Linked DNA regions of Homo sapiens: region 2 is linked to region 1. Evidence: chromatin contacts called from ENCODE Hi-C data. All regions are on one chromosome and are shown on one strand. The core of a region is the stretch at or near the end of the contact, and the rest is flanking DNA. Distances in the headings are between cores, read along the strand shown. Region 1 overlaps LOC105372437 (a long non-coding RNA gene). Region 2 has its middle 13 kb from the start of LINC01530.

Region 1 (3,169 bases), core at 507-3,006:
TTCTCACTTTCATTTTTACTACTTATGTCTTCCTGTGCAATAGATTGATAGTGATTCAAATAATATACTCGTGCTGAAGCATTCTGGTGAACTAAGGTAGTGATGAAGCTTTTTATCATTTGAAGAAGTATAGGTAGCAAACAAGGGAGTAGTAAGCGGATTCCTATTACTATTATAACTCCTATTATAAGAGTTTTAAGCCCTCCTATTGCTGGGAACCAATTTCCAAACATGGCCTCAGGATCAAATCCGTGCCACACTCGCACTGTACATGTGCCAGTTTTGTTATATCTTTAACTATGTCTTCAACTACTTGCCCTTGATCATCTATGTGGAGACAGCAATTAGTAAGGTTAAATTTTCCACAAACTCCTCCTTCAGCTGCTAGCAAGTAGTCGAGAGCTAGTCTATTTTGGTAGATAGCATTCCTCATCTGAGTCTCTTGCCGGGCAAGAACAGTCAAGGCTTGACCAGTTTAATTAGTAATAATTTCTAAAACAGCTTGCAACTGTATGATTCAGTTGAGCATGTAGATGGGGGTCCAATATCCCTATGAGCCATCTTATGCCCAAGTGGCGGGCCCATAGTATTGTATAATTCTTTCAGGGGGCCATCATCATCTTTCCAGTTACCTATGGCTATGCTTCGTTTTTCACGGGAAGCATAGACAGGGAATCCTAAGAGTTTGTTGTTTTTATGGGCAGCAGGAAGAAAGATGGTTTAATAGTGCCAATTACACAGCTACCTGTCTACTGATCAGATAGCTTAGCATAAGCTCTATGTCCACATATCCAGTATAACCCAGTAGGGGCAGTCCAGTCCCAGTGGAATTCTGGGTGGGCCTAAACAGTCTGCAATTTTGGAAATTTACGGAATGGATTTTTTTCCGTGTAATTGGAACTCCACCATGTAACTGTTTTTGTGGTACCATTATACAGTTTTTGTCCAAGACAACTAACCTGTCCTACAGGATGAGTGAATTCTTTTCCTTCTCTAGCTATGCAACATTGTCCAATAATTGAGGCTTTTAGAACCCAGAAATTGTCAGGGTGGTTCTTTTGGGCCGAGAATTCATCAGGAACTGGGTCTGTAGGAACTCATTCTCGGGCTTCCCATGGCCACTGATCTCCTGTTACAGTTGCTCCACAAACAAAACACGAAGTGACTTTTAGAGACTGGGCTACATGCTCGGCTAACTGCAAAAACAAATGTCTAGTTTTTCCTGGAATTTCAGGCACTGGCACATTTTGTTCATCATAGAAAGTGTGAAATACTGGCTCTGGAGAGCATGTTCGAACCTCTCCTTTTATTAAAATGTTTACCCTAGGGTCTAGTCTTTTTCCATCAATGCCTAGAGATAAGTATTTTCCTTTTTTCTATTTTGGGTCTGAGGGGCTTGTGATTACTAATTTTAAAGGGTTGCAGCTTCCACTCATGCAGGACAGGCTTCCTTTCCCTTTTTGGAGCAAAACAGGATCTTTTTCATTTTTTTTTTCCCAAGTAGCCTAAATGACACAAGACCAGTACCCACATTCTTTTCCACACAATCCTGATTCATGACAGATGTACTTATTTTCGGTCATGTAGTTTTTTCCTAATTAAAAGAGCCACATCCTGCTCCTAACTTATTGCTATTAATGACAGCACAGCGTCAAATCTTAAGATTATGCATTTGGGCACCCCTTTTTCTTCTGTTCTGGCTAATACTTTACTTGTATCATTTATGAGTCCCTGCCAGTGTTCAGTCCTTAATCTTATTTCAAAAACTGTGGAAATGGGAGGTTCAGAGGGGTCATAGCACACATCGGGCTGGTCACTTCCTGGATCACAGACTTTGTACTGAGTGTTATTATACAAACATGTTCCTTTTGGAATTCCTAGGCCTTCATAATAACTATAGAACAAAAAGATTGTCTTAACTTGTTGTCCTACCTCAGTGACCTGAGGTATGCACTGAAAGCAGTCCTCTGTGTGGGAAGAAGCAGTGGAAGCTTTTACCACACAAGTCCGTGTTATAAGGAAAGTAAGTCCCACGACGATTTTCCTCATGCTTCGGCCGCGAATAGGCCAGTCAGCTTCCGGGTGTGACTGGAGCAGGGCTTGTCGTCCTCCTCAGGGTTACTTTGCAGGGATTGTCTAGGCCTGGTTTGGCCTCCCAGGTTCCAGTGGCTGCAGGCTTTCCGCAGCTGTGGTGAATCCCGGCCGGAATTCCTTCTACCTTCACAGCCGTGGGAGTGGTCAGGATAACGGTCTGGGGTCCCTTCCACTATGGCCCTAAGGGAGCTACGTTCCAGTCCTTGATCCACACGCGGTCACCTGGAGAAAAAGGGTGAACTGGGGAGAATAAGCTGACCGGGCACCTCATTTACCCAAGTTGAGATTGTCTCGGTAATTTTCCCCAAGGCCTGTAGCTGTCGCTGCAATTCAATTTCACCCAACTCTTGGGGAGTACCCAGAAGCCCTCGCGGCATAGGAGGAGGCCTATGATATAATATTTCATAAGGGGAGTGTCCTGTTTTCTTAGAGGGGGTGCACCTGTTTTAAACAATACCATAGGAAGGGCCTGTATCCATTTTAATCTTGTCTCTTGACATACTTTCCTTAAACTATTTTTGATAGTCCGACTCATTCGCTCCACCTTCCCAGAACTCTGAGGTCGGCAGGCAGCATGTAGACTTGTTTGTACCTGTCCTTCTTGGGAAGGCTTTCCAGGTATTCAAAAGGACTTGAGGATTGTGATCTAAGCCATATCTGTATCAGGGGGCCTCCCAAGCCTATTAATGCTGTGGTTTTTGTTTGTTTTGTTTTTTTGAGACAGAGTCTCACTCTGTCACCCAGGCTGGAGTGCAGTGTCATGATCTCAGCTCACGGCAACCTCTGCCTCTCAGGTTCAAGCGATTCTCATGCCTCAGCCTCCCAAGCAGCTGGGATTACAGCTGTGTGCCACCACGCCTGGCTAATCTTTGTGATTTTAGCAGAGACTAGGTTTCATCATGTTGGCCAGGCTGGTCTCAAACTCTGGGCCTCAAGTGATCCATTCACCTCAGCCTCCCAGAGTGTTGGGATTACAGGCGTGAGCCACCACACCCGGTCTGCTACGGTTCTTGCAGACTCATAGAGGTACTGCCTTAGTGGTCTTGGATAACATCCAGAAGAATTATCTGGATTA
Region 2 (3,169 bases), core at 408-2,907, 1.3 Mb after region 1:
GAGGTATCATCTAGTTCCAACTCATCCTTACTCTACAAGGTCCCAACCACAGCACTACAGTGTTTACCATGGCCCTTTTTCCTTGGCAAGCCCTCAGCCATAACTTTTATCATTCTATCCCCATGAGATTCAAATGTTCTACTTAGCTTTTCAGTCTATGCTTGGAATCAGCAACCTGTTTCATCCAAAGGATTGGGTTGTGGAAGACATGAAGGACCCTGAGCTGAAAGCAGAGGACCCAGCTCGGGGCTGATCCACAGGCCACTCCTGGTACCATACCCTCCTCTGTTCCCCAGGTCCTCCCTCTCCCTGCAAGTGCTGACCCAGACACCTGACATTCACATCCTAGGTATCCTGGAATCTGGGTGCAATGGGGCTCTGACTTCCCCATGTCAGAGCCTGCTGAGGATATAGGACACCCAAGAACTGTTACTGGGAATGGGTCACCCTGAGACACACCTCCCTCCACCCCCACACACACTTATTGTGGTTGTGATGATCAGAAGAGCTTGCACCTTGCACTTTTCTCACTCCAGGATCCCCAGATGGACCCAGATCCAGTTCGTGGCTATTGGTTCTGGAAGGGGGCCATCCTCACCTGGATCCTCCAGTACCAAACATAACAGAGTCTAAAATGTGAAAGAAGAAGGCAATGGCAAATCTACCTTCTCTGAGGCCTCCAAACTCGCAACTGGCCCTCAAGGATGAGAGGTGCTCAGATATGGGACACGGGAACACCTAAGCTCTCTGTAAGTAGAGTAGTACTCTACCTTTCACATTTAGAGGTTATGTTTTCTATTTGTGACAATATCTCACTAAAAGTCTTCTCCTCATGAGGGAAAAATGTCATGCTCCCCTCCTTCTTGGCATCTCTGTTGCTCAGTGAAGGTCCCCAAGGAGGTGGAATCAGCCTACGGTTCTTGGTGTCTCTTCTGCAGCTTTTGACCTGGTCTATTTGTGGAAATAGGAGGATCATGGAAATGGAAATGTTGACCTCTTCCACAAACCAAAAGACATAGGCTCTTCTAGAGTAAACACAAAAATTTCAAGATGAGAGATCAAAGCATGAGAATACAGAGGCAGTTTGTCCTGTACCACATCTTCAAATCTCAGACCTGCAGCTTCTATCCTGCATATTTCTCCAAGCTGTACCCCAAAATGATGACGAAGGACCTTCTGTGAAGTCACATTTCCTGCAATCCTCTTGTCCCTGCACCTGCACAGCAGGGGCAACAGCAGCATCTTGGGTTTGGAGGGGGGTGAGTCTGGGACTCCTGACATCGCCTGATGAGTCTCTTCTACCTGGAGATCAAGGCAGCTACAGAAAGAGCACAGCTAGAGACTTTTCCTGGATTGAGCTGCTCCAAGTTCCTCTCTCTGTTAGGAGTCCTCTTCCCTCAAACAACTACCAGGGAAGTGAAAGCTGACCTCCTTTTACCCCAGGCCTACTGATAACCTGTTCAGTGCCCCCTGCCATCTCATTCCTCACTCAGATGTTGCCTCCTCCAGGCATCCATTCCTACCTCTCCTCAGAAAATGAATGGGGCATGCCCCACCTCTTCTCTGTTCACTTGGAACTCGGAGATCTCTCTCAGAGCAGAAGAGTGTAGGAGCCCTGAAACTGAATCTTCTGCCCCTCCACCCATCACACAAGAAGTCACGAGAAGGTGGAACTGAAACTCACCTGCAAGGGGGGCCCTTCATGGTCAGAGACGGTGACTCAGAACTGAGGCCCTGGCTCCAGCTTCACACTCGACTGTGATGTTTGTGGTTTTTCTGGTGTCAATTTGAGTTCAGAAAGTCACTGAATTTTTGTATGTCTCCTCGCTTATTCTCAGGTTTCTGATAAGCCCTTCACTCACACCTTCAGTGTGAGTTTTGACTTCTTGACAGTTCCTCCAGCCCTATGGGCCTCCCATCTTCACAGTATTTATCAGATCTCTCCCTCCTTAACGCACATCCATTTTACCCTGACATTGCCTTGCCTGTTCTGCCCTTCATGACAACTCTCTCCATCCTGTGGTCCACTGAGGCCCCAGGATCCTTTTCCTAGTCTAAACACTTACTATTCATGTAGAATGAAGGAAAACTTAGAATTTATTTCTGTGACCCCTCAGCTCCAAATATAACTTCACAACCAGCCTTCTAATAGATCCTTCATTCCTTCATTTGAGCTGATTCAGGATTTGGCACAGAGTCAGGTATGGAAAAGGATCACATATCATGTTCTGTTTTTCAGAACACCATGACAGGACAAATAAGGGATTCAAAGCAAGAGCAAATTATCAACTCACTGGAAAAGGAAGGGAGGAAGAGATGGAGCCTACCACATAGAAGGTTTCCTGGAAGGAGTGAGGGCAGAGTCAGCCCAGAGAGGCAAGGATCCCAGTGGCCTGTGAGAAATGCACCATCTCTCTGAAGTTAAGTCTTCTCTTCCCTAAAATGAGGGGGACTTCAGAAGAAGACTGAGGAGGAGTTTGAATGTCCTCTGACCAGCACCTCTGTCCTGCAGCACAGAATGTAACCAACTCTGCTTTCCAACCTTCTTACCTCTGCATTTGAGACAGGACAGAGTTCTGCTCCCAGGGGGCGCTCCACCCGCCATGCCCGATTTGGGGAACAACTAGCCCAGGGTTGGCGCTGTCCATGGTTCTGCACCACAACTGTGCTCTGAGTTCAGGAAACTCCCAACTCTGCCATGGACACGAATTTACAAGCACACGGTTCTGAGCTGTAGGCCAGCGGGGCACCTAAGTCAGAGAGGCTTCGAAAAGGCTGGGTCCCTTTTGGGAAGGAGAGGCCAGGGAAAGAGACTTATCGCTGTGCTTTTCCTCTCACTCCTCTTGTTGAGCTAAGGATCATTCTTTTGAATTGTAGTACCGGCCTGGCTAAGGGACAGGGAAGAACAAGGTATTTTTCTGAAGTTCCAGATTATGCTGATGTTGCTGGCTCTTGGACCACGCTTTAAGTAGCAAGTCCGTGCCTGGATCTCCTCTCGGATAAGGGTTTAGGAAAGAGATGGACATTCACTGAAGCTCCCCAAGTTCCAGACTCAGGGCTGTGCTTTTCTATATATGCCTCATTTAATCTTCATAACCAACCTAAGAGAGGTTTGGTTAATAATTCTCATTTGACAGAGTGGGAAACAGAGACTGGATGTATACGCGAT

What was found. A loop is a pair of places that touch in the nucleus more often than their neighbours do. Pooled maps may share reads with other maps.
Region 2: a map with no recorded cell type shows a loop between it and region 1 (15-fold over the local background). The contact joins two enhancer-like sites. A Hi-C loop is called at or near these places in 1 of 168 maps with a recorded cell type or tissue (naive thymus-derived CD4-positive, alpha-beta T cell), 4 of 37 single-sample maps with no recorded cell type and 7 of 50 pooled maps.

The regions. Positions count from the first base shown.
Region 1 is chr19:50,347,520-50,350,688 of GRCh38, forward strand. The region is part of intron 2 of LOC105372437 (a long non-coding RNA gene); the gene reads left to right. Among named protein-coding and RNA genes, the nearest start is that of NAPSA, 17 kb to the right of the region's middle. Within about 2 kb of position 1,757, at least 2 of the 41 ENCODE cell types and tissues checked have a DNase peak (open chromatin) inside an H3K27ac peak, as active enhancers do.
Region 2 is chr19:51,605,519-51,608,687 of GRCh38, forward strand. No RefSeq gene overlaps it. Among named protein-coding and RNA genes, the nearest start is that of LINC01530, 13 kb to the left of the region's middle. RefSeq lists an enhancer at 1,536-1,895. Within about 2 kb of position 1,658, at least 3 of the 41 ENCODE cell types and tissues checked have a DNase peak (open chromatin) inside an H3K27ac peak, as active enhancers do.